3 separate regions of the Homo sapiens genome follow, and all the other regions are linked to region 2. The links are chromatin loops, found by intact Hi-C in ENCODE. Cell type or tissue: heart left ventricle. All regions are shown on one strand. Links, peaks and the distances in the headings refer to the core of each region. The heading gives the core; the rest is flanking DNA. Region 1 has its middle 11 kb from the start of CPNE5. Region 2 holds the start of MIR3925 (microRNA 3925). Region 3 overlaps CPNE5 (copine 5).

The links. Hi-C counts contacts between places; a loop is a spot of excess contacts. Peaks named below come from ENCODE experiments on the same cell type or tissue, not always from the same donor. Only the 100,000 strongest peaks of a DNase experiment are listed, where the experiment ranks them.
Region 1: a loop joins it to region 2, with 2.6 times the contacts of the local background. A loop is called at or near these places in 41 of 110 quality-filtered maps.
Region 3: a loop joins it to region 2, with 2.7 times the contacts of the local background. A loop is called at or near these places in 3 of 110 quality-filtered maps.

What each region holds. Positions count from the first base shown.
Region 1 is chr6:36,846,669-36,854,426 of GRCh38, reverse strand. No RefSeq gene overlaps it. Among named protein-coding and RNA genes, the nearest start is that of CPNE5, 11 kb to the right of the region's middle. In heart left ventricle, for the core only: a CTCF peak has its summit at 3,117 (motif pointing right); no DNase peak of the experiment used is centred there; H3K4me3 peaks cover 10 bases; H3K27ac peaks cover 2,404 bases.
Region 2 is chr6:36,618,501-36,626,380 of GRCh38, reverse strand. It overlaps MIR3925 (microRNA 3925), which reads left to right and starts at 3,869; the gene lies at 3,869-3,945. In heart left ventricle, for the core only: CTCF peaks have their summits at 2,573 and 2,776 (motif pointing left); a DNase peak (open chromatin) is centred at 2,780.
Region 3 is chr6:36,822,846-36,830,889 of GRCh38, reverse strand. CPNE5 (copine 5) reads left to right here. Exons shown (of 21, transcript NM_020939.2): 2 at 7,792-7,832. Among named protein-coding and RNA genes, the nearest start is that of CPNE5, 13 kb to the left of the region's middle. RefSeq lists a silencer at 5,083-5,377. In heart left ventricle, for the core only: no CTCF peak of the experiment used is centred there; DNase peaks (open chromatin) are centred at 3,159, 3,659 and 4,188; H3K4me3 peaks cover 628 bases; H3K27ac peaks cover 3,922 bases.

The sequences.
Region 1 (7,758 bases), core at 1-5,000, 230 kb before region 2:
AGCGAGCACGGGGGAAACCACCATATTTAAACCATCAGATCTCATGAGATCTCCCTCACTATCGTGAGAACAGCATGCAGGGGGAAAATGCCCCATGATCAGTCACCTCCCACCAGATCCCTCCCTCGACACAGAGGATTACAATTCGAGATGAGATTTGGGTGGGGACACAGAGCCAAACCATGTTGGGGGGATTACCTGTAAGTGAACCAGGTGTATGTGCTAAGAGACCTGCACCATCCCTGGAATTTGCAGAGAGCCCACCTGCACATTATTATGGGACCAGAGGCAGTATATGTTGTGGTGTTTGGTTCCTTAAGCTGGTAGCTCCTTGAAGAGGGGATTATAACTTTAATGTTTCTTACTACTCTATCAATTTTGGAAATGGTGATTTACTTTATGGAATGGCCAAACAAGGTTCTGTTCCCCAAGCCTTCCCTACCTTCAACCTCTTTCTCTACCTTTCTCTTTTCTCTCAATAGCAAAAAAGCAAAACCCAACAACAAACCATATAAATGACTTTGTAACTTCCCAGAGATGGTTTTTGTATGCAAAGTAGTGTTCTACACTCTGGAAAAAATAGAAATGTATTTCTTTCAGCCTGAACTGGGTGGACATAATTGGATCTGCCTCTGAGAGCAAGGAATAGCACCTGTTCACTAACCTCCCAGAATCGTAATCCTGAAAATCTCCACTTTCATCCAAGGCACAGGCGTGGTGGAAACGTATCATGGCTACTCTGAAGCAAAGAAGGTTCTGCATGCCTTGGGAGGAGAGCCACACAGGCACAGTTCCTTGTTTTTGGAAAGGGACACCAAATCCATGCTAAGGCAGTCACGTGGGCACATACCAGTTTTCATAGAGGATATGACCTCAGAGAGTGAAGCTTGAATTGTTTCACAATTTGTGGTTCTGCCAGTTAGCCAGAGTTGTAGAAGTTCCCGTTTCCTTATAAGGGAAGCTCATCTAAAAGGAATCCTGCTTAATTCTTTGGTCATATGAGTGTCTACATCCTGTCAGGATTAGTACCATTGAGACAGGTCTCATAAAAGTGGGGTGTACTAGAGATAGTTCATTTTTGTTACATCTCATCACGGTGAGGGTGGTGAGCTTTCTCCTGGCTTATCAGGAGAAAACAAGGATAAGTTTAAAACTTGGATGGGGATTATTGAAGATAGGTGTGGAGGACCATGGGGGGCTCATCAAGGCACAGGAGAGAGACAGCTCTCTGCTGCTTCTCGTGGGGGAAGGGAAAGAGATTCTAGACATTTGGAGAAGGCTTAAAGTTGGAAGTAGATACACCAGTGGAAAAGGCTTTCAAACAGGTGCCCCTGGGATGATGGATAAGAGAAGCTTGGCACACAGACTATAAAGAATATGGCCCAAGGGCCCTAGCCCAGGGCTTCTCACATGACTACATGCAGGAATCACTGAGGGAGCCTGTTAGGAAGCAGCTTCTGACTCAGCACTCAGCCAGAGAGTCTGCAGTTCTCGCCAGCTCCCAGGAGATGGTGACTGCCGGTCCAGACACCACCCTTTGAGTAGTGAGGTCCTAGAGGTCACATTTGTCCAACATGAAACTGGGGAGGGGGGGTTTCCCTAAGAGCAAGGGCAGTCAGGACCATGAACCAATCTTATGCCTCCTGGAGCAGAGCTCTCCACCTCATCCTGGTGGTCTTGGAAGAGTGAAGAGATTCAAAGCACACGATGAGCTTTAACATAAGCTGCTGGCTTTGGCTACTGGGATTGAGCTTTATGAAAGTGTTCTGTTCCCACAGCAGTACAACATGGACTTCAGACCCTGGTATGTGGCACTGAGATACCTTGTGTGGACACCAGGGTGGGTGAGATTGGGTGATCAGTAGACATCACAGAAAATGCAGGGAAAAGAGCATCAACAAAGATGACATTGGGGGAAAGAGCTCTGGAACCTGACTGTCGGGGTTCAGATCCCAGCTCCACCACTTAGCAGCAGCATGAACTTAAGTTTCTTAATTTCTCTGTGCTTTAGTTTCTTCCACTATAAAATGAGAATAATGGGCCAAACTTCAAGGGCTATTGTGAAGATTAAATGAGCTAGAACAGGTATTTAGAACAGGAACTGGCATTTAGAAAACACCCCCAAAATGCTAGTTGTTGTTACTACCAGTGGCCCTTGAAGCCACCACACACCTGTCCTACCTCTTCATCTCGACATATACACAGCCTGACCTGTCTCAGCCTCTCACCTCACAGCTTCTCCCTCCCACTGGGCTAACCTCTGAGAACAAGGACCTTGTCTTACTCCCCTCTGTAAGTCTTCCCAGCACCTTGTGTAGTAATTTGAGGTTATTGCTGAATGTATCAAATAAAATGTTCTCCATCAGAAAAAGATTGAGATCCTCTTGTAGAAATTGCTGTACCCCAACTCTCCAAACCCAGGCTTCAGCTGGTATGGCAGCCAAGCCTTTCCACTGAGCTCTCTGGAAGTCCTCAGCCTGATGTATTTTTGGATTGTGTCTCCAGAATATGTCAAAATAGCTTTCCCCACACAAACACGATTGCTGCCCCCAGATCCTCAAGCCAGTCAGAGCCATCACTGGGGCCCCTTTTGGCACCATATTCTTGCAACATGTGGAGGAGGAAGCATTGAAAAGCACGTTAAAGCGGTGGAGTTTACCGCTTACAAAGAAGCACTTTGTGGTCTCAGAGTCCTGTTGCCTAAAGAGTGAGTTACTACTTTTTAGGTAAATACCAAGATAGGGGATCTTCCAGCAACACTCTTACAGATGAGAGAGAAGCAAAGTGGGAAGAAAACATGTTAGGGTCTCACTCTAAGGTTGGCTTGGCCTGATTTGGGAATTGGGTTCCCGATTGTTTTTCCAAATGGATAACTCAAGATCCTTAATTGCATCTGAAACCACAGATGGCCAGTTGTGGGCAAGGTTTATGGACTGAGGGATGTGAGGCCTTTTTGTGACCTTTGATGAATCACTTTACTTCTGGAACTTGGAGCGCTCATTCATTAAGGGAAGATTTGAACTAGCCCCCAGTTTGGGAATCTAGGTCATTCTGAGAAGATTCCTCCAGCTGCCAAGTTTCCATTTAGCATGCTATTTTGGAAATTTGCCACTAGAGGCCGCTGTGAATACAGTTTAGCCTTGCAGCTTTTTCAAAGGCAGAAGCCTGCAGAAACCTTTCATGAGTTACTAAGACTTGCCTGCTATTTCTTGGTTGTGGAAAGCCAGCAACTGCTCAGATTGTGAGAGGGTAGAGTTGAGATGTCCACCTGGCACAGAATGAGCCTGTAAACGTGCTCCGTTGACACGGGCTGGCCGGCCTTCTTTTTTGTCTACGGGACTAGATGGAGGAGCCCTCCGTGCATGGTAAGGTTGGCTGAGTCCTGTGACCAGGTCCTGGTTCTGTAGCGTACCTTCTAAAGGGCTAGTTCCCTCTTGGCTGTTTAATATTCTGCTTTACAGTTGAATTCATTCATTCAACAAGTAATTTTGGAGCTCCTCTTATACATCCACCACCAGCAAATATTTTAAAAGAATCAGAGAAAGTCAACGAAAAGGAACCTTAGAGGAAAGCAAAAAGTTATTGTCCCTTCTGTGTTTCATGGTCTGTGGATGCTCCTCGTACGTATTTTTCTCTTAATCCCCCAAACCAGCCTCTGAAGTTGGTATTATTATGCCCATTCCTGGATGAGCAAACTGAAGACCAAAGGCAAGTAGCACAAAGCCTTGTACAGACTGAATGGATGGAATAAAGGGCCGGACCTTGCATGGCTAATAAAAGGCAGGGCTGGGGCTTGAATATGGGGAATTTGGATCCCAAGTTCTGCTCTTTTCCTATGATCTCCACCTTTGACATACAGAGGAGAAAGATGAGGTGCAGGAAAGGAATAATCTGGTGGCAGGGCAGAGGTTAGAACCTGAATCTCCTGCCTTACTGGCTGGGGTTGTTCAACTGACTTCTCCATCCTAGCGTGTCCCCAGGCCAAACTGACTGGCTGGCCCTAGCCTCAGCTGTCTCTACGCTCCTTCCAATCAGAGCCTGAACCAGGCCTGTGGAGGCGCAGCAGGAGGAAGGGCACACAAATGACCCTCATCAGGATGTTTATTGGATCATAACTGTATTATCCTCACCACTCAGCTAATCTCATAGAAATCGCTTTCCTCTCCGTGAGGATCTGGCCACAGCTCCATTAAGAGCTGCTGCCCTGCATACCTGTGAGGAAGCTCTTATACAGCAGAAATAGTGGAGAGGAGAGAGAAGTCATATTTCTACTTCCTCATTACACTGACGGGGGCAAGTGGCAATTTCACTGTATAAGAAAGGCCCTCAAAGGAAAGGGAGTTCGAAGTTCGTGATTTTGGGGGCAACATTCGGCTCCGAAGGAAATGTTTCCTTTGTGCTTCCCTTTTTGAAAGCATTTGTGATGCTGTTTAAGATCAAATAAGAAAAGGGAAGGAATTTGTGTTTGGGGAGCTCACGACGTGCCAGGTACTTTATACATATTATTCCATTAATCCTCTCTGAAGAGCTGTGGACAGGGCATCACAATGCCCCTCTCATAGATGAGTCTGTTTCATAGATGAAGGCACCGCCTTAGTTGTCTGGGCCTTGGCGGGGCTGAGCTAGGAGTCTGTTCTTTCCCTCTGTTGCACTCTTAATTCACACAGGGATGGTTTCCCTGCCGTTCTTTTTCCCCTCCTCCCTCCAGCTGAAAAAATATGGAAACTAGTTTTCAAGCCAGGACTAGTCACTGTCTGACTTTGACTTTGGTAACTTCCTTTCCCAAGCCTTAGTTTTTCCATCTGTAGAATGAGAGGCCCAGACTCTCATTCTAACTGCATCTAGTTTAAACCTCTATGATTTTATAATAGTATTTTTCTCCCAGGGAGCTCCCAGTACATCCTCATCTAATTGGAATCTCATACCAACTCTGGAAGGAATGGTAGTATGGTTATATTATTAACCCCATTTTTAAGCTGGAGGAAGAGACCAGAGAACCCGGCACTCTGTTGCAAACTCCCCCGCCGGCCCCCTCCGCAGGCCAGCTGCCTCCAAGGGGCTGTCAGCAGCAGCTCCTGCAGCCTGACACTTGAGCCTTACGCAGGCTCCTGACAGAATTATCAGAGAACTGGGGAACAAATACTTCCCGTAATCGGGGCGACGGTTCTTAGCCAGAGGTGGAGGAGGCAAGATGTGAAGTGTGTCTGATGAGTTCCTCTCCCAGTGTAGGGTCAGAGCTAATAAAACCCAAGGAAATCTCGGCGGGCTGCTGGAGATGCGAGCGAGCAGGCGAGCCCTGGGGGCAGGGCCACCGGGACTTAAGCTTCCGCACAAAGCCAGGCTTGTGGCATTTTGTGCACATTTCAGTTACCTTCGGCAGCCAGGCAGGCAAATACAAGCAGCTTGGCATGAAAATGAATTTAGAGCTTAAAAGAAAAGAAGTGTTTCACCCTCGGTGGCTTCTCAGGCTGCCCCGGTACAGGTACAGCCAGGGGAGGCAGGTGCCAAGGAGCAGTGGTGACAAAGAATCTAAGGGCTGGAGTGAAATGTCAGTTCCCTTCCCCTCCCACACACATGGCCTGAGGGAGGGAGGGGCGGAGTCCTGCAGCTTGAGCCGATAACCCTCACAGCCGCTGGAGCAGGAGAGAAAGGAGAGGCCGCCCACGTGAAAATCAGCTGCTCCGTCTCCGCCCTTGATGCCAATCAGGAAGGCATCAAGTGTTGGGAGGCTGAGACTTCAGGGTGGGACCTAGTTTGCTTTTAAGCATCCGAAGAAATGTGAGGACTCATTTTCCATTTCCCAAGATGCTGAAACAAGAGGAAATGGGTTTACATTGAATGGACAGAGAGAGAGTTCAGGAGGCCTACGAGTAGACTGGCTGGCTTGGCGGGTAATGTACTTAAATGAAATTAAACCCAGCACAAAGAAAGAGAAGGAGGCTGAGGCTGAGGCTGGGAAAGGCCAGGCTGTGGAGGACCAGGGTAAGAAGGCCCAGTCCCTGCCATCAGGACACATCCCCTGCCAAGGGAGAAAGGGGAAACATCCACCAAAGTGAAGAGCTTGGGTGTTCAGTGGAAAAAGAAACTCGGTTAGACTGCGAGAATCCAGGCTAGCTTCTTGGAAGAGATGGTACCTGAAACATGGTTAGGATTTGGGCCGGGCAGAGAGGAAATGGCAGGAAGAAAGGCCCAGGGGCAACCATATGGGGCTGGTTCCAGTTGGATATACCTGGTAGTGAGGGTGGGGCGGTGAAAGGTCACTTTGGTCTTCCTTGTGCCAAATGGCACAGATGGCACATCTCTGCTTATCAATCGACAGAAAGTCAAGGCAATCCATCCCCCCTTGAAGTAGCTGAGGTGAAGGAAGGAAGGATCCAGGAGACTGATTCTAATCAGCGTGCCTATGAGCTATTTGCTCTAATTACTGCTTGTTAACAAAACAACTTTGGGTGAATGTCTTTCCTTCTCTAGACCTCAGTTCCCAGATCTGTAAAATCTAGGCGAGTTGGATTATCTTTAAAGTCCTTTGCAGGACTGAGGCCTCTAATCCCATGACTGACAATATTAAGCTAAATATTGGGTTAAATGTGTATGAGGGCAGGAGTGGGGGAGGTTACAGACTGGGATGTCTACACTTGGACATAGTGAAGAGTGGAAGGGTCACAGCCTGGGCACAGATCTTGTGGTGCTGGGCTAGGCACTGCAGACGTGTGAGGGGCTCAGATCTGGGCCTGGGCCATGGCAGAGGCTGAGGCTTCTGGACAGGCCCCTGAGTCAGGTCAGGGAGCAGAGGCACTGTCCTAAGGAGCAAAGACAGCAGCTTTGGTCATACATTGTTCTAGGTTTGCACCCTGTCTCTGCCACTGACCTGTGTGAGTTTGGGCAAATTAAATTACCGAACTACTTTGGGCCTTAGTGTCCTTATCTGAAAAGATGGAGCAAATAATGCCCATTATTCTCCTACATATTTCCCAGAACATAAACTCAAAATTTACGCTGTAACCCCACTGGACTGAGCTTCTAAGGAGACTGTGTCTCCCTCTTCTCTCTCTCCCTCATGGTGAACTATGCACAGCACATGGTACAGAGGAGTACAGTTTTGTTAAGTGGGATAATGAGCTTATTGTGAGGATTAAATATGTGATGGAGGCCAGGCGTGGTGACTCACATCTGTAATCCCAGCACTTTGGGAGGCCGAGGCAGGAGGATTGCTTGAGGCCAGGAGTTTAAGACCAACCTGGGCAACATAGTGAGATCTTGTCTTTAAAACATTAAATTCAATTTAAAAAATAAGGTCGGGTACGGTGGCTCACGCCTGTAATCCCAGCACTTTGGGAGGCTGAGGCAGGTGGATCACGAGGTCAGGAGATTGAGACCAGCCTGGCTAACGTGGTGAAACCCCGTCTCTACTAAAAATACAAAAAATTAGCCAGGCATGGTGGCGGGCGCCTGTAGTCCCAGCTACTCAGGAGGCTGAGGCAGGAGAATTGCTTGAACCTGGGAGGTGTAGGTTGCAGTGAGCTGAGATCACGCCACTGCACTTTAGTCTGGGTGACAGAGCAAGACTCCGTCCAAAAAATAAATAAATAAATAAATAAATAAATTTTAAAAATAAATAAATAGGCCGGGTGCGGTGGCTCACACCTGTAATCCCAGCACTTTGGGAGGCCGAGGCGGGCGGATCACGAGGTCAGGAGATCGAGACAATCCTGCCTAACACGGTGAAACCCTGTCTCTACTAAAAATACAAAAAATTAG
Region 2 (7,880 bases), core at 1-5,000:
AACAATGCTACTACTTCATGCGGGTGCTTTGAGGATTAAATGAATAAATATATACTCAAAATAGTGCCTGGAGCCGGGGGCGGTGGCTCACGCCGGTAATCCCAGCACTTTGGGAGGCCGAGGCAGGTGGATCACGAGGTCAGGAGATCGAGACCATCCTGGCTAACATGGCGAAACCCTGTCTCTACTAAAAATACAAAAAAAATTAGCCAGGCACGGTGGTGCACACCTGTAATCCCAGCTGCTCGGGAAGCTGAGGCAGGAGAATGGTGTGAACCCGGGAGGCGGAGCTTGCAGTGAGCCGAGATCGCACCACTACACTCCAGCCTGGGCAACAGAGCGAGACTCTGTTTCAAAAAATAAATAAATAAATAAATAAATAAATAAATAATAGTGCCTGGCATGTTTTGAGCTTTTGTTCACTTTTATTATTTATATTGTTGTTAGTCACTAAAATGTCCATAGAGGATGGATTTTGTTTTGTATACCAAACCTATCTCAGTGACTAGAACAATGTCGAGCACGTAGTAGAGGCTCAATTAATAGTGTTGAATTTTTCTATTCTGTAAACTCTGTTCCAGCCAAACTCTTTCCCATGACATACCTTATACATTACCACCTCTCTGCCTTTGCTCATGCTGCTCCCACCTCTTAAAGGGCCCTTGCTCCATCTCACATAACTCCTACCAGCTCCAGCTGCCCCTCTCCTCAGAAGCCCTCCCTGGACTCAGAACCTGCACAAAACAAATGTTCAGTGGTTTGTGGCTAAGGTTTTTTTATGCTTTGGCTCCAAAACAGAGTTTCCTCTCTTCCTGGCACTTAGTGCTCACCACCTCCGGAGATGGCCCCTAAGAAGTGGACCACCCTAGCTACTATATATATGTCCTTTATCTCATGGCTTTGACATTCAGAAAGGGCTTCCCAGGTGAAGCCATCTGAATTACTAGACATAACCAGACATGTGGTCTCCAAGCCACATTTTCTGGGCTTCTTAATTGGTGAGTTGAGAGACACGGCATCTGTTTGCCCAAGAAATCTGAGCCAAGCAGTTCCACATCAACAGGCTGCTTTCCACCCTGGACGGCACAACAGCTGCCTAAAACTTAGCTGTTTACACACTAAAAAAAGAAATTCCATGGAGACCAGTTGACTCAAGCCAGCTCCCAGTGTGAGGCAGAGAAGGGTTTCAAAGCAATCCCCAATGACACCAAAAGCTCTCCACCCAGTTCTCGATAAAAATAAAAAAGAAAACAAGAGCGAAATTAGAGCCAAGAATGAAGACTGCCTGGAGGATGAGGTGTTGGAAGCTGGAGTTGGACTGGGAATCAGCCTGACAGTTCCCTCCAGGCAGGCTTGTCCGCTGCCACCCCTGTCCCCACCGCAGGGATGGGACACTCACCACTTCTTGAGAAAGCCCATTTCGCCATTGGGAAGGTTTATTAAACATGAAATGAGGGAAAAGCCTAGTAGCTCCATCGGATTGGGAAGAATGGCAAAGAGAGACAGGAGTCATTTTCTAGAAAGCAATCTTCACACCTGTTGGTCCTCACCCATTGAATGTCCTCACCCAATCTCCAACACAGAAATGAGTGACTGTGTGTGCACATGCGTGTGCATGTGTGAAGGTATGAGTGTGAATGTGTCTATATGGGAACATATATGTGATTGTATGTGTGTAACTATGTGTGACTGGCAGCGTGGGGAGTGCTGGTTGGGAAGGTCCTCTCTGGAAGGCTGGGAGTGCAGAGGACAAGAGACTGACCTTGCTGAGTGGAAGCCATGGGCCAGGCTCTCCCCAGTCCTCATTGCCTAGAATGTCTTCTCCACACCCACCAGACGAGTACCACTCACACCCTAGACCTTCTTCTAAGTGCATCACGTACATAGCTCTTTTCATCCTCACACACTGCCGGGAAGGTAAGCTTGGTTACTTCTGCCATTTTACAGGTGGGGAAACTGAGGCTAAGAGAGGTTAACTTCTGCCGGCAACACTTGGAAATGGTTGGTATGGTTGGAAGCCGGCACCGCTGGGCCCAGGGTCTGGGGCTAAGTGGAATTCAGTGTGGGTCTTTCCTTTCCCATTAGAACCCCTCAAGTGTCAGACCCTCTGCCCCTCCTCGCAGTACTTCCGCCTTGCCTCATGCCTCCCAGGCACTATCTCTGTGAACTTTGAGCTCTGCCCCTATTGCCCAAGAAAGGCTCGCTGATGAGGAGGAAATTGCCCAGGTTTATAGTTTCCTCCCAGCCTCTCTGGCGACACCTGAGCCTGCTGCTTCTCCCCTTCCGCCTCCCGCCACAGTCATACACACAGCCACTCATGCATACTCACATCACACCACACTCCAACCAGCACTCCCCACGCTGCCAGTCACACATAGTTACACACATACAATCACATATATGTTCCCATATAGACACATTCACACTCATACTTTCACACATGCACACGCATGTGCACACACAGTCACTCATTTCTGTGTTGGAGATTGGGTGAGGACATTCAATGGGTGAGGACCAACAGGTGTGAAGATTGCTTTCTAGAAAATGACGCCTGTCTCTCTTTGCCATTCTTCCCAATCCAATGGAGCTACTAGGCTTTTCCCTCATTTCATGTTTAATAAACAAGCCGCTCTTGCGGAACGATGGTTGGATCCCTCATCAACCACCACACACTCCCGACCCCACCCTCCTTCCTGCCCCTGCCAGCAAACCTGACAGGTCCAAGGCCTGGAATTGAGAACCTGTTTTCTTCCCCATCCTGCCCCCTTGTGACGGGAGCCTAGAACTGCTGGCTCTGCGCCCAGAGGTTAACCACATTTCTCAGGAAGGTTCCAGTAGCCAGGCGGGTTGTTAGGAGAGGTCTGTATCCAACTCCCCTCCTCCTGCAGAGGGGCAAACTAACTAAATGAAGATCCACTCTTCCTTCACCCCGATCCTCAGGGCCACCAGAAGAGCTGACTGCTGTTTCACAGGCACACTCCACTGGCACAGGAGATGGGTGGGTGTGCCAACTGGACCAGCATATGGCAGGACCCTTATGATGATCAAGCCTACAGTCATCATACAATCACAGGATTGTTGCCCTATATCCATATTTTCTTGACACCCTAATAGTGCATTTGGCTAAACCTTGGTGAAATAGGCATGACAGCATGTGACTGTGCCGCCTCTGACACTGACCACCCAGGCCTTTCTCTTCACTCCTTCCCTGAGGCCTTGGAGGGTCTGCCTGTGGCCTTTAGTCTGGTGTTTGAGCTCACAGAACTGGGTGTGGTTGACCCTCCCTTTGTCCTCACCCCCTCCACACACACACAGGGATGCTCTTGCAGGCTCCTGGTTTGATGAGGCAGCCCAGGATGTGTCCCCACCTTTCCTCTTTGAGCCCAGGGCCAGTGTATTTCAGGCCGAGTGATTTCACCCAGGGTCTTGTTTCCATTCCATTTTATTTTTAGTCCTCAGGTGCAGTGGGATGAGTCCCTCCTATTCCCCAGGTGATGGCTGGCTGTCATCATTGGTCCTGACTAGTCACCTCTTGCTTCATGTATTCCCCCCTCACTCCATTGTCATTTCCATGCCCCCACCCCACAGGCAGCCATTCTACTATATCCTTTATTTGTATGTGTTCTTGTGCAGTGCTTTGTAGGCATGGATTTTGGTACTGCAAAGTGCTGCATTGTACACATAGTATTGCATAGTGTTGCCTTATTACCATTTCTGTAACAAACTGAATGTGTTACTTTATGTTGGAGCGTGGTGGAGCCTTAAGAATTTATTGAGAATCTCTGCATTAATGATTATGAAAGTGACTGCAAGTTTTCGCTGAGTCTTATTTCCTGAACATAAACTCAGGATCCTGGACCATGGTCATGTGGGAATAGCAAGAGAACTGAAAGTGGAGCCTGTCACATCTCCAGACTCCAGTTTTAGTTCTCTTGCTATTTCCACCACATCTTTCATCACTTCCTCCACTAAAGTCTTGAACTCCTCAAAGCCATCCACGTGGGCTGGAATCAACTTCTTGATGATGGATGAAGCCACTTCCTTGTGGCTGGAACCAACTTCTGTGTTTCCTAAAATGGGGACAGCAATAGTACCTACTCTCTAAAATTTGTTGTGGGCTAGGTGCGGTGGCTCACGCCTGTAATCCCAGCACTTTGGGAGGCCGAGGCAGGCAGATCATGAAATCAGGAGATCGAGACCATCCTAGCTAACATGGTGAGACCCTGTCTCTACTAAAAATACAAAAAATTAGCCGGGTGTGGTGGCGGGCGCCTGTAATCCCAGCTACTCGGGAGGCGGAGGCAGGAGAATCACTTGAACCTGGGAGGTGGAGGCTGCAGTGAGCCAAAATCACGCCACTGCACTCCAGCCTGGGCGACAGAGGGAGACTCCGTCTCAAACAAAAAAGAAAATATTTTTTGTGAAGATCAAATGGGTTAATACAAGTGAAGAGTGCCTGGCACTACTAGTGCTCAGTAAACATTGTTTATGGATGCTTTCTTTTTTTTTTTTATTAGGCCTTATAATAGCCCTATGAGGTAATATAATTAGTTCCATTTCACTGATGAAGAGACCAAGGTCCAGGGAACAAAACAACTTGCCCAGGTTTGCATCATGATACTGCCAGAAGCTAAATCTAGATCTTCAGACCCCAAGACGGCCACAGGACCTCGATCCCCATGTGTTCCCTAGAGGTGTTGTGCAGAACCTTCCTGATGCTGATCTGGATGACGAGCGGTCACCCACAGGCTGCTGGAGATGATTCCTGGTCGGGTGGCCCTCAGTCCTCCTTGATCTTTCTCCCACACTGTGATCTTCACACCCACTGGCCATTCCTGAGAAAGAACCTGCCTTCTCCAGGGCTTTTGTGGGTGCCCATGTTCACCAAGCAGCCTCTAAAGTGATGTGAATCCTAGCGCCAGGCCTGGTAGTAGCACATATGCATGGTAGATGCGTGCTGGAAAAGCAGGAGCCCTAGGAGCCTGCCTTGGGTTCTAGTCCTAGCCATCCATTGCCTCACCCTAGGGTCTAACTTTCTATCTCTAACCTTCAGTTTCCACATCTGCACAATGGGGATAGGAACTTTTCTGTGAGGATCAAGTAGGTTTTAGGAGACTATTCCAATCTTGATCAAATACTAACAGTCGCCTGAACCCTGCAGAACAATCCCTGCTTGTTGTACAGTCTGATGCCACCTCAGATGAACCATTACCCACTGTATGCACTGAACATTTTCCCCTCCCCTCCAGGAAGATCATCCTCTGGATCTGCCCTCCTCACAACGGCCTTATTGCTTTTCTGGAGTCACCGAATCTTAGAATATCGGTGCTGGAAAAGAACTTGAGGACCATCAGTCCCAGTGTGGCAAACTTATCTCCTTATCAAGGACCCCCGCTGCCTAAAGCAGTGGTTGACTCAGTCATTGCTCCCCTCACTGCAGGGTGCAGTGTGAAGAGGGGACAGATCATCCTGTGAGTTACAGGCCACCTTCAGCCCAAATACCCCCTTTCTACAGATAGGCAAACTGAGTAAATGATGATCCCAACTTCCTTCACCTGACCCTCGCCTCAGGGCTACCAGGAGATAGGGACGCCATGTTGGCACAGGAGATGGGTGGGTATGCCACCTTCCCCATGGGCAGGCCCCTATTGCGGTCACATCTCAAGTGACTACTTACAACCATCAAACAATTAGGGTTTACTGGTGGATGTCTTTATCTTTTTGACATTCTGTAGAATTATGCTAACAGATTTTGGAAAACAATTTGCCCAAAATCTACGTGACTTCATCCTTTGATTTTTGTTTGTTTGTTTGAGACAGGGTCTTGCCCTTCACTCAGGCTGGAGTGCAGTGGCGCCATCACAGCTCACTGCAGCCTTGACCTTCCAGGCTCAAGTGATTCTTGTGCCTCAGCCTTCCAAGCGGCTGGGATTACAAGCGTGCACCACCACGCAGCTTTTTTGTTTTTTTGGTTTTTTTTTTGAGATGGAGTCTTGCTCTGTCACCCAGGCTGGAGCGCATTGGCGTGATCTCGGCTCACTGCAACCTCTGCCTCCCGGGTTCAAGCGATTCTCCTGCCTCAGCCTCCCAAGTAGCTGGGACGACAGGTGCGTGCCACCACACCCAGCTAATTTTTGTATTTTTAGTAGAGACGGGGTTTCACCATATTGGTCAGGCTGGTCTTGAACTCCTGACCTCATGATCTGTCCTCCTCAGCCTCCCAAAGTGCTGGGATTACAGGCATGAGCCACCGCACCCAGCCATGCCTGGCTAATTTTTGTATTTTTAGCAGAGACAGGGTTTCGCCATGTTGGCCAGGCTGGTCTCGAATGTCTGGCCTCAAGTGATCTGCCTGCCTCGGCCTCCCAAAGTGCTGGGATTACAGACGTGAGCCACCACACCTGGCCTTAATTTTTGTATTTTTTGTAAAAATGCAGTTTTGCCATGTTGCCAGGGTGACTTCACCCATTTTCAATGCAGAATTTTAACACAAGAGTGTACTTTAGCCAGTGAAATGTGCACGCTTACTTCTTTTAGGAAAAAACTGAAATATTTGCTGGGAACCCCACAACAGTTGCCACAGGAAAGACCAGAAGAAAGCAAAAACAGGTAAGGAGCATCCTTTAAAGTGAGGGGAGGCCGGGCTCATGCCTATAATCCCAGCACTTTGGGAGGCCAAGGCGGGCAGATCACTTGAGGCTAGGAGTTCGAGACCAGCCTTTAGCAACATAGCCAAACCCTGTCTCTAATAAAAATACAAAAATTAGCCGAGCATGGTGGCACGCACCTGTAATCTCAGCTTATTGGGAAGCTGAGGCAGGAGAATCACTTGAACTCAGGAGGCAGAGGTTGCAGTGAGCCAAGATCGCACCACTGCACTCCAGCCTGGGTGACAGAGCAAGACCTTGTCTCAAAAAAAAAAAAAAAAATGTGAAGGGAAAGCCCACAATGATAGCACTTTCATGCTGGCAAGCCCACGGATGGTGCATACTCAGTGTCTCTGGGGGAGCAAAACTCAGGAGCCGACAGCCCTCACCTAGTCAGGTGGTTTATTCACAAACTGTCCACTCCCAGGACTTCAGGATGGGGCAAGTCACAAAGCAGGATGTTTTCAGTGGGGAATGTTTAAGTCCTTCAAGGAAAATACCGTATCATGAGCTTTTCAGGGACAGGTATCTGTGACCCACCTGTGTGCAATGCCTCTGTGGTCCTGATATTCTGGTGCTGGGCTTGGACTCAAGCTGTGGGTTTCAACCCAGCTTAACCTTATCTGCATGACCTTGGGGAAGGCACTTCCTCTTTCTGGAATTCAATTGTCTCGTTTGCAAAGTGGGACCATGATATCATCTCTACAAAACCCTCTAAACACAAATGAAGAAACTTCCCATACCAAGCACCCAGAATAAAGAAAAAGGCTAGAAAAACCAGAAGCTATTGAATCACTTTTTTCCCTTTTTTTGCTTATATGTGCTAATTTTTCTACCATGGTCATGGGTTACCTTTGAATTATTATAAAAGTGAGTAATTAAAGGGGGTGGAGCAGAGCTGATGTGAAGGAAAACGCTGAGCTTGGCAACTTTCAGGGCCTCCTCTGTGCCAGGCACAGTTGCTGATGCTTCACCTATGTGACCTCATCTCTTTGTCCCAACAAGCCTGAAAGGGAGGCATTATGGCTCCTACTTCCAGCTGGGGAGACTGAGGTTCCCGAAGGAGTCAAGCCCTCACTATCATGAGAGCCTGTGGTGATGGTGATGTACCAGGAAGGCGCATACAGATGTGTGGCAGCAGCAGCAAGGTGAGCACTGCAACTCTGAGAAAGCGGAGCCTCCCCCCTTTCTTGAGACACTGCCTCAGAGCCTCTGAGAAAAGCCTTCCCCACT
Region 3 (8,044 bases), core at 1,210-6,209, 200 kb before region 2:
ATTTTGAAGTAGAAACATTTAAAACTTGCTGATGGGACAGGAGGGGGAATAAGGGAAAGAGAGGAATTGAGTGTGCTTCCTACGTTTCTGTTTGAAGCTGTTGACTTCACAGCAACTCCACAGGCAGGTATGTGACCCCATGCCCAGATGAGGAAACTGAGATGAAGCACCTTGTCAGGGCCACATGTCGCCATGTGGGGACTCCAGCTCAGAAGCATCTGAGGCCAGAGCTCCTGCTCTTTTCCCTTGGCCATGTAGTGTGAGAGGGACAATTATTACAATAATTAATAACAATAAAAATGCAAATTGCCCCAGGAAGGAGAGCTCTTTAAGCCATGTGAAAATTGCTTTTTAGACCTTGGTGAGGTTGCTTGGCAGGGAAGCAGAGCACGCGGGTGAGAACAGGATCTGAAAGGGGAGATGGGTAAGTGCCAGGGGCTAGGTGCCAAGGCTTCTCTCCTCCCAGCTCCCGCCCTGCTTTCCTCGGATTACTTCTGCCTTTTAGGTCTGGGAGCTGGGCAGGAGGACATGGGAAACCCTCCCATTCTCCTCTTCAGTCGTTTGTTTGGGAGCAGCTCCGAGAGGCTGAGGATGGGAAGCAGGACAGTGAGGATAAGACGGAGCATTGCTGGCCCAGATGGGGCTTTGGGAGTCCTTGGCTTTGGTAGTGCAAGCACTCCCCAGGGCACCTTTAAATGAGCTTGAGCTTCAGAGTTCAGAGTTCACATTTCTGCATGCCTCTTGACAAGCCGGTGACATCAGGCACATCGCTCAGCCTCTGTGGCCTTGCCTATAGAATGGGAGCAAAGTCTACTTTCTGGCGTTGATATGGAGGGTAAATAGAGTGTCACAGGCTAAGTACATGACAAAGGACTTGGCACAGATTATATACTTGTTGGGTGTCATCTCTCTCCCACTCCATTTGCCAGATGTTTATGCAAATTGCTCCATGCAGAAATGGGGTGACGCTGGTCAGTACCTCAGGGGCCTCTGTGGGACCATCAGGATTCCTGTTGGGTATTTTTTTTTTTTTTTTTTTGCAATTCCTACACTCAACTTTTTTTTTTTTTTTTTTTTGAGATGGAGCCACACTCTGTCACCCAGGCTGGAATGCAGTGACGTGATCTCGGCTCACTGCAACCTCTGCTTCCCGGGTTCAAGCGATTCTCCTGCCTCAGCCTCCCGAGTAGCTGGGACTACAGGTGTCTGCCACCATGACTGGATAATTTTTGTATTTTTAGGAGAGACAGGGTTTCACCATATTGGTCAGGCTGGTCTCGAACTCCTGACCTCAAGTGATCCACCCACCTTGGCCTCCCAAAGTGCTGGGATTACAGGTGTGAGCCACCGTGCCCAGCCTTCTGTTTCTTTATTTATGTATTTATTTATTTTTGAGACAGGGTCTCGCTCTGTCACCCAGGCTGGAGTGCAGTGGTGTGATCACGGCTCACTGCAACCTTGACCTCCTGGGCTCAAGAGATCCTCCCACCCCAGCCTCTTGAGTAGCTGGGACTACAGATACACACCACCACACCCGGCTAATTTTGTTTATTTTTTTTAGAGACAGGGTCTCCGTATGTTGCCCACACTGGTCTCAAACTCCTGGCCTCAAGTGATCCTCCTGCCTCAGCCTCCCAAAGTGTTGGGATTATAGGCATGAGCCACCAAGCCCAGCCAGGATTCCCGTTTCTACCTGACCTTGGCTCTCCTGTCCCCACTCTCTCCTCAAGGAAGGCTATGCAACCAGTCAGCAGTGGTGGGCAAGGGTAGTAGGGCTTGGGTCCTGCTAAAGCCAAGCTTTAGGGAGAAGAGAGGGGGGAATATGGAGCATTCTTAGGTGCCATCTTCATTCTCCACAGGCCTTTGTTGAGCACTTATTGTATGCCAGGCACTGCATTGCAACTTACTATGTGAGTTTAATCTCACAAAACTCCTGGGAGGGGGGGACTGTTATTAGCCCTTCTTTACAAATGGGAATACTGATGCACAGAGAAGCTAAATGACATGCCAGAGGTCATATAGCAAGTAAGGGACAGAGTTGGGTGTTGGATTCAGAGATGAAGCTTGAAGTCTATGCTCTCAATGCCCCCACTTTTCACCCCCAAGGTTGGACGGATGCTTAGGGTGAGTTGTTGGGAAGAAGATACACCACCTTTTCTTGAGCTTTTTAGACTCATGAATGTCTTCGGGTAGCTAATGAAAGCTCTCCAGAAGAATGTATCCATATATGTGGTATCCGTATATACCAATATGCCATACTTTGCCTATTGGGGGCCCATGACCTCCATTATGGGTCCTGCCCCAGGAAAATGTTTCTTTCTATGCTGAAGCCAAAGCCTTTGCTCAGTGCATTGATGCAGCACTTCTGGGCTTTGTTTAGAGACAACCAGGGATGCGTGATGGTCAGTTCACCCAGCATCTCAGCTCAAGAGCAAATATGCCTTTCTGGCTGAGGATTCCCTGAGGCAGAGGCTATGTCTCCTGGTCAGACCGGGCTCCCTGAGTGCAGGGTTGTATCTCCCTCTCGGATGGTACACCCCAGCCTCTACCCATACCTTTCTTTTTTTTTTTTTTTTTTTTTGGTTTGTTGTTGTTGTTTTAGAGATGGAATCTCACTGTGTTGCTGAGGCTAGTCTCGAACTCCTGAGCTCAAGTGATCCTCCCTCCTTGGAGTCCCGAGTAGCTAAGACTACATGTGCCCAGCTTCTTTCTTAAGCTCCCCCAGATGGGAGGTGTTACCCTGTGGCCCCTCCTTTAGCACCTGCCAAGGGCTCTCATTTTGCCCTTCCAGTGTTTTCTGTCCTTGCTGGGGCCTTGGAGACTTCTGACCTCACAGCCCAATGAATGACCATTTTCTCACTGCCACTGAATTGGAAATGATTCCGCAAGGGGAAGCAGGGAGGAAAGGGGCTCTTGGCTCTGCTTCCTGGCCTTGATTTAAGGAACAAAAGAAGCCAAGCTCCAGGCTGCTGTGCAGACAGCGGAAGGGTTGTATGCTCTTTTAGAAAAAAAAAAAATACGTTTTTCCTGCTAAAAAAAATTTCTCTTTGTGCTCTCCAAAGAAAGAAAGTGGAGAAAAAGTACTTGTGGTCTGGTCTTGTCTGTGCCCTGGTGTCTCGGGCCCTTCGTCAGGGCGGAAGACCCGGTTTCCTCCCCCAGGCTTTTGGCTGTGTGCTTGTGGGCAAGTGACTCATTGCCCCTGGGCCTGGAAGTCCTCAGTGGATCATGGTGAGGATCAGTGGGGAAGGCGCTTTACCTCGAAGAAACTTCTGGTGCTACACGTGTGTGTGTTGTGGTCTGTGCCTTTGCAGCGGGGGAAACTGAGGCCCTAAGAGACGGTGTCTCAACATGTGGTATTTGGACGGCTGCCATCAGAGACATAATAGGGGGATCTCTGGCGGCCACTTGGATAAACATGGCCTCTGGAGCCCTGCTTCAGACCTACACAGCCAGACTTGGAACAGAGCCCAAGGAACTGCCATTTTATACCCCGGGGCAGGGGTGAGCCCCAGAAGTGCGAGGCCCATTGTTCACGGGGTGAAGCCACCCGTCCAAAGCCAAGGTAGGAGGTTTAGCAGGCTCTGAGGGTTCTGTCTGGACAGGCAGTTAGGGAGAGGGATGGACGGAGGCAAGTGTGGACGAGGTGTGGGATCAGAGGGTGTAGGGCGCAGGGACATAGGCGAGAGGCAGAAGGTCCTCAAGGCTGAGAGTGGGGAATGGAACGGAGGCTGAAGAGGGGCTGAGCTGGGGAAGGGACTCAGCAGGGAGCCCTGGGAGTGTGTTGGGGGCGGGCTTCTTCCTTGGACCTGTGAGGGTGGAGATTGCTTGTGCTGCGCTTGTCACCAAGTGTGCCTGAGCATCCACCGGGAGAGTGACGGCTCCACTCAGCACCGGGCCAACGACAGCTGACCTGTCTGACAAGGCTGACGAGGTCCCAGGTGCTCCACATATCGAATCTCCACAGCAGCCCTGAACTATTTTTACTGTGCCCCACCCCCCACTTTACAGATGGGGAAACTGAGGCACAAGGTGAGCAAACCCAGCTTGTCTGACTGCAGAGCCCATGCACTTAACTACTACATGCCACAGCTGAGAGGAAGTGCAAGGGGCCGTCCCTGAGCTTGACCGTGTGCCACCCAGGTGGGGAGATACGGGCTTCGCTCACCCATCTGGCCATTCTTTTTGGTCGTCCTTCATCCATCCAGCTTGCCAGGCCACTACTCTGACTCAGGTGCTAGGCTGGCCTGTGGCAGGGTGGGAAACTCTGCCATGGAGGCATGCACAGCCAGTGTGAGAGACAGATACACCCATGATTTTGCAACCGATCGTGTACAGAGTATGTAATGGGGTCCTACGAGTCAGAGGGCTGCACACTCCAGGCCAGAGAGAGCTCAGGGGAGAGGAGAGGAAGTAGCTGTCCATCAGTGTCCAGGAAAGGCAAAACTGAGGAAGGACAGGAATAGTCTGGAAGGATGGCAAGAATAATTTCAGCAGAGTGGGGAAGAGAGGGTTTGCTTTATCCTGGGGTGCTGGTTGCCAGGGTGACCCTTGTCCCAGGATTCGGTGAGGGTCTTGAGGTCACCAGGCAAGGAGCCAGGTGGCTAGATTCTGTTTCTTAGTCTAGCTGTGTGCCTCTAGCCCAGCTGGGAAGTGGGCAGGACCAGGGAAAGCCCCATCTACTTGTCTTTGAGGATAAGACCTCCCCCTCCCACCGCCCATAACACATGCGCATGCACACACGCAAACACACACACGTATCTAGGCTGATATCCAGGGCCTCACTCTCTTTCTCCCTAGCCTGGATATGACCAGATCCGAGTTCTAGAGCCACACTTGGAGGAGACCCAGACCTTGGAGGAGTTAAGCGTTGTCCTTCCGAGTCTCACAGTCCTGATTTGTAAAGGAGTTGGGAAAGGTGACCTCTGAGGTCCTCTCCAGCTTGAACATTCGAGGATTTTATGTCATTGCTGAATTTCATTATAGAATTCAAAGATAAACCTAAAGCGCTTGCTTTAGTAGAGAAGTCCCCCTCCTCCTTATCACTTTCAGCTCCTCACTGTGCCTCAGGTTCCACCACTGTAGAGTCACCTTTGGTCTCAAGGCATTTGTCCTTTGTTTAAATCAAGATAGACACCCCTACCCCCAAACTTAGCACACTTCAGGATGAGAATGTCGGCCCAGGGAAGTCAGCCCGCCTCGGTGTGAATGACTGTATGTAGAAGTGGTGTCTCACGTGCAGCCCCTGCTGCCTACTTCTCAGAGATGCCTTGTTTATCGTTCATCTGATGCTCTCTGTGGAGGGCTGGGAGGTTTATCAGATGGTTTCCGAAATGACAGCTGACTGGGAGCAGGTCTGGTCTGGTGGAGGGGCCAGTGGTGGCCAGGAGAGAGGTGGTTGCCTGTGGGGTCAGGGAGGCCCAGTTGGGGGTGGCTGCCTTTGGGGAGTGGCCCCTGGATGTAGAGACTGGAGTTGGGGAGGGGTGAGAGTTCTCCAGGGACTGGTTTCCTGAAGCCATTTGGGAATTCCTCTCTTGGGGGCATCTCTAGGAATCTGCTCAGGGACTGGAGCTGGGGGTATTAATGAATGCAATCTGGGGCTTCCCCAGGCACCAGAGGATGCCATGTGTAGGCCTCAGGCTGCTGTTGCGTTTGTCCATCTGTTGATTGATTTTTGGCTCCCACCTTAGGGCGTGGGGCATGAGTGGTAGGGTTGATTATGGGGTCAAGTTGCCCGACAGGCTGTCACTGCCGAGGGCTTTGGTGACACTGACTCAGGGTAAGGCCTCCTTCTAGACTTTTCTGTCTCTACCACTGCTTGCTGTGGGCCACGGTCGCCCTTTGCCTCTCCCTGGTCTTTCATGTCCCCATCATGGAGGAGAAAGAGGAACAGATCCTCCTCAGGGCCTCATCTAGCTCTGACATTTGTTTGTTTTGTTTTGTTGTTGTTGCTGCTGCTGTTGTTTTGAAAAAGGCTGGAGTGCAGTGGTGCGATCTCAGCTCACTGCAACCTCCACCTCCCTGTTTCAAGTGATCCTCCTGCCTCAGGCTCCTGAGTAGTTGGGATTACAGGCGCATACCACCATGCCGGGCTAATTTTTGTATTTTTAGTAGAGATGGGTTTCACCATGTTGGCCAGGCTGGTCTCGAACTCCCGACCTCAAGTGATCCACATGCCTCAGCCTCCCAAAGTGCTGGGAATACAGGCATGAGCAGCCACACCCGGCCTAGCTCTGATATTTGAAGTTGGCTTTCGGGAAGCAACACAGACCAGTGTTGACTGTTTCTTTTCTCCAGAAAAGCAGTTCAAGGGGCAGAGGCCCCTGTGGGGGGTTGTGGGAGTAGAGAAGGAAGGTGACAAGATCCTTTGGGACCTCCGGAAGGGAGGCGGGACAAGGCTGAGATGGTTGGGAAAAGAACCAAGACTTGAGGGCAGTGTTGGCAGGAGTAGCCGCACAGGCAGGAAGGGCTTGTCTGGCAGCTTACAGGGGAAGCAGGGAAGGGAAGACCTGGTCAGCGTGGGATGTGTTCATGGGTAGGTCTCCTGGCGGCCCCTGGGGCTCAGTCCCTCTGGCACTTCGGAGAGACTGTAGAGCAGAGCTGTCTCCAGGGTGAGTGAAGAAGCTGAGCAGTCAGTCCTCCAGCCCCTTCCTGTTGGTTGAGTGCGGCCTTTTGGGAGCATAAACTTTCTGGCCCTTGCAGACAGCCTGCCCGAGAAAGCCCGCAGGAGAGAAACAGACACAAGAGGAAACCATGGATGTGTACAGGAACTGTGAGGGCTGAGGGGATCCATGCAGGGCATCAACAGCCTTCAAGACTGATACTACCGTCTCATTGTACTGATGAGGAAACAGGCTCAGAGAGGTTGAATGACTTCCCAGCCAGAGACTGCGTTTCCACTGGGCTGTCTTGCTTCCCAATGGCAGCAGGTCGCTGTGAAACGAGGGATACCAGATGTGCAGGATGTAGGCTGCCCATCCTCCCCTCCTCTCCCCTCCACTTCCACATCTGTAAGATGGGACAATACCTGCCTAGGATCAACCTTGTAGGGCAGCATGAGAATCGGGAGCTCATATTTGTAAAACAGCGCACTGCCTGACCCATCGCCGGGGCTCAGTAAATGGGAGCCTTTATTGCATGGAGGCAGGACAAGGGGAGCTTAGCACCTGTTGAAAGACCGTTCTGTCCCCAAATGTTGTGTCCATCATCTTGCTGCTGTGCCGTCCAGTCTGATTATCAGAGCCATGTGTTAGCCCTGGTCTTGACCACAGAAGGACCTTGTCCAAATGAGTCGGCTTCCCCTGGGAGGTGTAATTCATTAATCTATCAGTACAGATGAGACCATCGAATAAACTGGCTGTAAGTAGAGCCTTGAGAAAATGGGAGAGTAGGTGGATATGTTTTGATTGCTTTATCTTATTTTTTTGAGAAGCAGAGAAGTGATTAAAGGAGAGCTTCTAGAAAGGGCTAAGACATTGGGCAGTTTCGGAAATCCCCCGATGGTGAGTGGCTGTGCGACACAGGGCACCAAGACCAGGGCACCTACCCGGAGTGCTTGTGGTGATGATAGGGGTGGGAGGTAGGGAGTTCTGCACACCTTAGGCAGGTGGGCTGAGGAACCTCCAGGGCCTGCCCAGTGCCTGGCTTTTAATGAAGCCTAATAAACGATTGTGGAACTGTTTTGCCTGAGGCCAGGCCAGAGGCAGCCTCTGGGTCTCGGTAACAGCCTGAATCCCCTGAGGTCGCCTCCTCTCAGCTGGCCGTGCTAACCCCTCCTCTCTCCCCCTCTTTCAGGAACCTCCTGGACAAAGACATGTTTTCCAAGTCCGACCCACGTAAGTCCTGCTCTGACAATAAGAACGGTAACAATAGCGGCAACGCTATGACTAATTACAGCGGCAATGCTTGAGCCCTTACTGAGCACTAACCATGTGCCAGGCGCCGTTCAAAGTGTGTCAAGCCTGTTTAATGTTTCTCCCATAGTGTCTGAGAAAGATAATTGCGGAGATTTGACCCTTCCCAGCCTGCACGCTTGTGAAGCCTCAAC